Linked DNA regions of Homo sapiens: all the other regions are linked to region 3. Evidence: chromatin loops called from intact Hi-C (ENCODE). Cell type or tissue: dorsolateral prefrontal cortex. All regions are shown on one strand.

Region 1 (2,500 bases), 790 kb before region 3:
AAATAAGTTCACTAGGGAGCTAAAGCTGGGACTGCAGCTTAAACCCAGCATTATGTTGTTCTGGTTTCTTTATTATTACCAAATAAATGATTTGAAACAGTTAAAATTATCCCAGCACTAGTTTCTTTTGAGGGAGTAGCCTTTTCCATTTTCATACAAGGTCTTATTTTGCGGGCCGCAGTCCTAGCTGTCTCCAATTGAGCCAGAAGGCAGCAGCCAGAACTACTTTTGCCTGAGGGTCTTCCCTGAGACAAAGACTTATGCCCTTGGCCTTCTTACTCTCGGATATTTGTGAAGCCCAGGATCTCTCTCTCTTTCTCTCTCTCTCTTTCTCAACTTCTGGAGCAACCAACTGCTATCTTAGTGTCATAAGTTAATTCTAATATACCTGGGTGGCCTTTAATCTAGTTCCATTTTTCAAAGTTTTTGGCTTTTGGATAAGACCTTTTCCTGCATTGACATAGCCTCTCCCTAATTTTATCTGTTTTTGGACTTGGGATTTGGAGGTGGAAGGATGTGAGAGAGGGAGGAAGGAATATAAGGTGTCTTTCATAAGCCTTCCTTTCTCAGGATCCAAAGATTTTTAAAAAGAAAAAAAGCAGGTTTTGTTTTTTTTTAATGCAGTGAACTATTTTTTCCTCTGAAAAGTGAAATCTTTATTGGCTTAATTTTATATCCTAATCATTTACTCACATTTATTTTGTGCTTACTATATGTTTGGTTCTATATTGATCACTAGGTTAGGTTTCTCATACTGGGTGCTTAGTCTTCCAAATTATTTGTAGGTGCTTCACAGTTTTGATCGCAAACTAGTAAATAAGGCATCCTCTGGTTGGAGAAACAGCACTGGATTTTACCAGTGGGACCTCTGGCAAGTTGGCCACTTTGTGGGAATTTCCAGACCTGAAACTGCATCTGCATAGAAGGAAGTTGAGGTAGATGAATCTCTATGGCCTTCCTTTCTCTCCTGGTTGGTTTTCCAGGACCCTTCCTCACCTTTTCCACTGTCCATGTCTTGGGTTTTCCTGTATTTCTTAGTTACGTTGCTGTTTTCAGTACCCTCTGTGCCCTCTTCTCTATCTGTGGGTTGCTTTAAGTGACATTCAGACAGCCAGAGGTCCAGAGGCCATTTGACATAGAGGAATTCCATCCTTCCAAAGATCTCTTCTCATAAGCAGGAGTTTTTTGTTTTTTAAACAAAACAAAATAGTTATCCTGATTGGATCCATGAGGACTAGCTCACTTGGCTGTGCCTCGGGAGAGGTCCAGAATGGCTTTCTTGGACTTGAACGAGCTCAGAAGCATTGGCACTTTCTCGTTTACACTGGCCTTGATTTTGGGTAGAGACTGAGCAGGCCGAAGTCCCCTCTCTGAAGCCATCATGGGATGATGGTAAAAGGCATCTGCAATGTTCCAGCTCTAGCAGGGTCACAACTGCACTGAGATGAACACAAGGGGGCAGCCTTTCCCACAGATTTTCATCAAATCACAGAGAAACAGAGTGCAATTTCAATGTCAGCGCATGCATGAGCCTGTGCTCTGTCCACACCAGTGCCCATGTGTAAAACGTGTAGCCTGTAACTGTTTATAAAGGGCCTTAGGGTTAACGGCATATGAATGCTCAGTAGATTTTGTGCTTTACTGTGCTACAGTTTCGTTAACACAACCCAGGACTTCTCATTGTAGGTTATAGACTATATCCCCCTGCCTAGCCCAGAGTCTTACACATGGCAGGCAGGCAGGTTGGCAGGCAGGGCAGGCAGCAGGTAGGCAGGCAGGCAGGCACTTTTTATTACTGGAGGCTTAGAGATGACTGAATCATTAATATAGAGGAGTTGAAATTGATTTAGCCTGCTGTTTCAACCTGAAGAATGACTTCAAAGCAGGCATTTAAATTTATTTTGGCCCTTTTTTTCATTCTCTTGCCCCTCCTACCCCTCTTCCAACTACTAAAGGCATTGTTTCAACTGTATATATTTTCTCTATTTTTGTTTTCTCTTCATCTTGGAAATTGAGTTATGACACCTTTGGTTGTTTCTAGTTGGAAAAAAGCATTATTATGAAAATATATGCTGTTTAGTGAGCAATGAAGCAGAATATAAAATATCACTAATATCCTGAACCCCCATGCAATTAGAAGCACATTGTCACTAGTTTTGTTTTATGTTTCCCAGATGACTGTTAATTTAGCAGTTCAGCACATAATTGCATTGATGATCATATTTCTAAGGATTTGAGTCTATTGATTCAAGTGTAGAATTGAAGTAAAAGTTGTTATTCCTTCACTGTTGTATCTGAATTTGTTTTATTATTTGACTCTATAATGACTGGAAGAAATCAGATATGCTTGGAAATCAAAGGTAAATTTTCTGTCCCCTGGGAATAGGGGTGGAAAGGAAAGAGGAACATTTTTTTTAGCTCTAAACAAAATGAGCAATTAGTAGATTTATTGTATAATAGTTGTTTTTCTTCAAAACCACAAGCCTTCAATTTTCTAAAA
Region 2 (2,500 bases), 62 kb before region 3:
GCCATGCAAAGATGTGAGGGAGGAGAAAGAGCAAGTGCAAAGTGCCAAGGCATGAATGCACCTCAAATACACAATGAAGCACAGCAAGGCATATGGCCTGATGGCAAAATAAGTGGTGGGGAGAGCCTTAAGAGAGACACTGTCTGGCAGCAGTGGAGAATGAAGTATATCGTTCTGTTAGACCAGAGCTTCTCAAGCTCAGACTATTAACATTTTGAGTTAGATATTTCTTTATTGGGTGGGGAGAAGGGGTGTCCATATGCATTTTACGATGGTTTGCAACATTCTTTGCCTCTACCTACTAGATTCCAGTTGCATCACTCTAGTTGTGAGAACCAAAATTATCTCCGAGTATTTTCAAATATCCTTTGGGGACCAAGTCGCCCTTCGTTGACAATCACTGTGCTGAACCACACTATTCTTTCAGGTCAGTTTCCAAATACTGATCCATGCCCATCTGTGATTTTGATCAGCCTAGCAATTATAACGTGGTCACATACTTTCCCTACAACCAATGACGATTCTTCCCTTTATACTTGCCTACAGTTGGAGGAGCAATTGTATCACATGCTTGTCCTGTCCAATGAATTTTGGCTGGTAGCCTCACATTTTATCAGAAACACAAAGAATCTACTGATGTGGCTTGAGTCAGAAATCCTAATCAACACCCTCATAAGGCCAGCCCGAGTCCTCGTTCTTGGCAGCACTCTAAAGAACTTCATGCCAGATAATGGACAACTGTGCACAATAACAGGAGAAGAAAAGGGTCCAGGGTGAGACAATCTGGGCCCCTCTCTGGCTGGTCTTGTTGCGGCAACTACTCTTTCTATTGAAACCAATAATCTTTTATTTAATTGGCACATGATGAGGATTGTAACTTAGGCTTTCAACAAGATGATATTTTTGAAATATTTATAGGTGTGCCCCTGCCCTGCCAATATCTATTCCATCTTTGTGTTTTACCCCCAACCCTTACTATTCAAGAGCTGGATTATTCCCTGCTCATTATTTCCGAAAGAGACTGTGACAGCTGAAAGAAGAGAAAAAAGTAGCTGCTATCTGGCTTTGAATATCAAAAGAACAGGTTTTGAGAGAAAAGGGAAAGAATAAAAGATCAGACAGAAAGAATAAGAAACAGGAGAGTACAGGAAAGGCAGTTCTCCCTCCCTGGCCCCCACCAACCCTCCACACATACACACACGCACACACACACGCATCCTGGGCTTGATGGATAAGGAGAAGACAACACAGAAGCGATGGGACAGAAGAGACAGCAAGGTCTGAGAAAAGGAACTAAGTCACTTTTGCCAGTTGCCTGGCTTCTACTTGAGCAAGGGGCTCCATCTGCTATGTGAACCCAGAGGCGATATCCATTGCCTTTTCAAACCATGTTCTTCTGATAGCAGACAACACTTTGCCCATTGGTTATCTAGCCAGAAGAGTGCCCTTCTACACCAGACCCCTTAAAACCACTGGCACCATCCCACAGCACAGATACGTCCAACACAGACCCTGGTCACCAAGTTGGATGAGGCTGGGAGTGGTGTGAAAGGGAGAATCCCAAAACTTACTCACAGGAACCCAACAGGGGCAGGAAGTAGGAGTGAATTCTCCTTCTAGAGGTCACAGATGGTTACTCTTAACTTGCTGTCTGTGCCCTCTGTACAATGGAAGCAGAGCAGTGAATCTGTTCCCTGTCCATACGATCTGAGGCACTGGTAGATGTTCAACGGGTCCCTCCAATTTTCCATTATTTCTGTCATTTCCAGTCTAAGCTGCTGTGAACTTGAGGTGTCCCAAGATAGCAGGGCAGCTTGTGCTTTGGTCTGGTTCTATGTATGTATATCCTGCAGAATTTCCCCAGTGTTTCTAGTATACAAATGATGTTTGCCCTTTTTAAGGGCTTCTACTGCTTTTTCCTCCCCAATTTTCATATTTATTTGGTCATTTCAATGAAAATTTGGAAGGGATAGGCTTCACTCAGTTGAACTAAATTCCTTCTCTTGAAATTCAGTGTGCACTGTCTTTCCAATGTCATCTTAATTTTACCATAGTTTGTAGAAAGTCTTTAAAATTTGGCTGATTCTACAAACCTTTGCTCACCTGTGGTCATTTCAACAGGAATGCATAAGAGAAGCAAATTTATGAAAATATGGCCTTACATTGCCTTGTTTTCACCAGATTCAGTCGATTTTTTAAAAAGTCTAGCTACAAGTTGACAGGGTATACAGAATCTCCGTTCTGGGATTACCTCTGGTATTTTAGGTGTGACTCATTGGTGCTTTCTGGAGAATTCTGACATTGGCAAGAAGAAAAGAAAAGAAAAGAAAAGAAAAGGCATTCTCTTGTTAATGTCAATGCATACAGTGGCCTTCTCCTTAAAATTTCCTCCAGTGCCATGAGCAGACAGCAAACTGGATTCTATTCCCCTTTGTACCCCTTTCATTTCTTTAATTTTCTTTATTGGCACTTTACATGAAAGAAATTGTACAGAGTTAAG
Region 3 (2,500 bases):
GTGTTAATATAATGTTCTCTGGTAATGGCTTTGATCCCAAATCTCATTTTTTAATCAAATTTCATAACCAGAAGAAAATAGAGAAATGGATCAGCCTATTGTCATCATTCATTCTTTTATTCAATCTATATTGAACCTTCTACATGCCACACACTCTTCTAAAAGGTGGGGATACCGTGGGAGCCAGACAGAGGGAATTCCTGCCTGCTTCAACAATAACTGTAGGGAGGGAAGGCAGACAATCAAGTATAAAATGAGACTGTTTTATTCACATAAGTGCAGAGGGATGAGAGAGTGAGTAACTGGAAATAATTTTAGATGGGATGGTCAGGAGAGATCTCTCTAATGGGGTGACATATGGCTAACAGATGAGACAAAGAGTCCTGCAGTAAGCTGGGAAAAGAGCATTTCAGGTTCCCATTTGCCCCCTGTGCTCTGGCCCCAGCAAGTGTCTCAATGTTGCAGAAGTAAACCAAGACTTTTAGGATTAATAGCTGTTGATGCTGCTCTTGGGGAGTTGGGATACACCCTAGTCTTCACTGGAGTGTAGTATCCTTGTGGACGCTAGATGGGGCAGGGCCAGGGAGGAAGGTTCCCTTTAGGTTTCCTTTGATAGAACCTGTCTCTGAAAGGTAAGCTAGAAGCTGATGGAAGAAAGGAAGGCAAGTGGCAATTGTTGGTTAGAACTTTATCCTGCCAACTCCCTGCTAGCTGGCCCATGCCATTCGTTCATCTGTTTAGGGGATAAAAAGTGTATGCAAGTCTCTGATTGCATGAAGATGCAATGAAATTCACCTTGTATTTACTGAATCATCTCTCAGGCTTTTCACAAATAATCAACTGCTATCGTCAGTTTTCAATATGGTCTTTTTCTGTAGCTTTATGACAGACAATAGCAGGACTTGCTGTCTTAAAAGACAATGAACTACAAAGTCTAAAATTGTGTAGCTTTTTCTTTATTTTCTAGCAGATATCTTTGCTTATCTGACTGCACTGCAACAAGAACTTCACAAGTACATTCTGTAGTAACACATCTTTGAGCACTTACCCAAATTTGTTCCAGAGACAGCCAAGAGAACCACCCTCTCCACTCTCCAGGGGCACTGCAAAAATACAAAGCCTGCCTGTTTACATCACAGAGTTGCACAATTGCAAGTCTGTAACAGCAACCGGCATTAACAAGGAGCGTCAGGCACCTCCCTTCCTTGAAGGAGCTCGCAGATGTAACTTTGTGACAAACAGGGCGTTTTCTCTCAGCCTGCTCCTCTCTTGTCAGCAACACAAAGGCTCCTTGGCAATGGAATTGTTTTTCTCAGTTCTCTGGTGCCATCTGGAGGTTTGATGTTAGATTCACAGCCAATAATTTAATTCTGCAAACAGGTCCAGGTGTGTGGCAAAGAGGCTTGAGTGGGTAACTCATAAATTAAGATCCTTAGTCTGCATCCTTAAAGGGAAAGTGAAGCACCAAGCTGAGAAAATGATTTAGGTACTTTTGACAACACGTTCTTCTTAATGTAAAAATCAAACAGCAGTAGCTATCATTTGTTTAAAGGGGTGGAAAAGAAGGCGCTATGTAGATGGGTGGTCTACATTTTAAGGGCTCATTAGGCACTGTTCATTGCTTCACTTCACTGACACTGGGGAGACTTGAAGCTTAAATTGCATTAGCCCAAGTTCAAGTGTTAGGAGGACAGCAGGAAAATATTGTAGAGGTTTTTTTTTTATATTATTTATTTATTTATTTATTTATTGAGACAGAGTCTCTGTCGCCCAGGCTATAGTGCAGTGGCACAATCTTGGCTCAGTACATCCTCTGCTTCCAGGGTTCAAGCAATTCTCCTGTCTCAGCCTCCCAAGTAGCTGGGACTACAGGTGCGTACCACCAAGCCCAGCTAATTTTTGTAATTGTGGTAGACACAGTGTTTCGCCCTGTTGGTCAGGCTGGTCTCAAACTCCTGCCCTTGTGTCCGGAGTTTGTTCCTTCCAGTGGGTTCATGGTCTCGCTGATTTCAGGAATGAAGCGTGACCTTCACAGTGAGTGTTACAGCTCTTACAGGTGATGCGGACCCCAAGACTGAGCAGCAGCAAGATTTATTGTGGAGAACGAAAGAACAAACCTCCCACAGCCTGGAAGGGGACTTAAGCAGGTTACCGCTGAGGGCTGGGGTGGCCAGCTTTTATTCCCTGAGTTGTCCCCTCCCATTTGGTCCATTTTACAGAGTGGATTGGTCCATTTTACAGAGTGCTGATTGGTCCATTTTACAGAGCACTGATTGGTCCATTTTACAGAGTGCTGATTGGTTCATTTTACAAACCTCTAGCTAGCTACGGAGCACTGATTGGTGTGTTTTTACAGAGCACTGATTGGTGCATTTTACGAACCTCTGGCTAGCTACAGAGCACTGATTGGTGCATTTTACAAACCTCTAGCTAGCTACAGAACACTGGTGCGTTTTACAATCCTAGCTACAGAGTGCTGATTGGTGCATTTTACAATCCT

The links. Peaks named below come from ENCODE experiments on the same cell type or tissue, not always from the same donor. Only the 100,000 strongest peaks of a DNase experiment are listed, where the experiment ranks them.
Region 1: a loop joins it to region 3, with 7 times the contacts of the local background. A loop is called at or near these places in 33 of 110 quality-filtered maps.
Region 2: a loop joins it to region 3, with 7 times the contacts of the local background. A loop is called at or near these places in 9 of 110 quality-filtered maps.

Annotation. Positions count from the first base shown.
Region 1 is chr15:82,197,147-82,199,646 of GRCh38, reverse strand. The region is part of intron 15 of EFL1 (elongation factor like GTPase 1); the gene reads left to right. Among named protein-coding and RNA genes, the nearest start is that of EFL1, 64 kb to the left of the region's middle. RefSeq lists an enhancer at 1,328-1,387. In dorsolateral prefrontal cortex, CTCF peaks have their summits at 1,255 and 1,458 (motif pointing right); a DNase peak (open chromatin) is centred at 1,456.
Region 2 is chr15:81,471,486-81,473,985 of GRCh38, reverse strand. No RefSeq gene overlaps it. Among named protein-coding and RNA genes, the nearest start is that of TMC3, 99 kb to the right of the region's middle. In dorsolateral prefrontal cortex, no CTCF peak of the experiment used is centred here; no DNase peak of the experiment used is centred here.
Region 3 is chr15:81,409,299-81,411,798 of GRCh38, reverse strand. All of the region lies in intron 6 of TMC3-AS1 (TMC3 antisense RNA 1), which reads right to left. Among named protein-coding and RNA genes, the nearest start is that of TMC3, 36 kb to the right of the region's middle. In dorsolateral prefrontal cortex, CTCF peaks have their summits at 1,131 and 1,339 (motif pointing left); a DNase peak (open chromatin) is centred at 1,208; H3K4me3 peaks cover 389 bases; H3K27ac peaks cover 1,462 bases.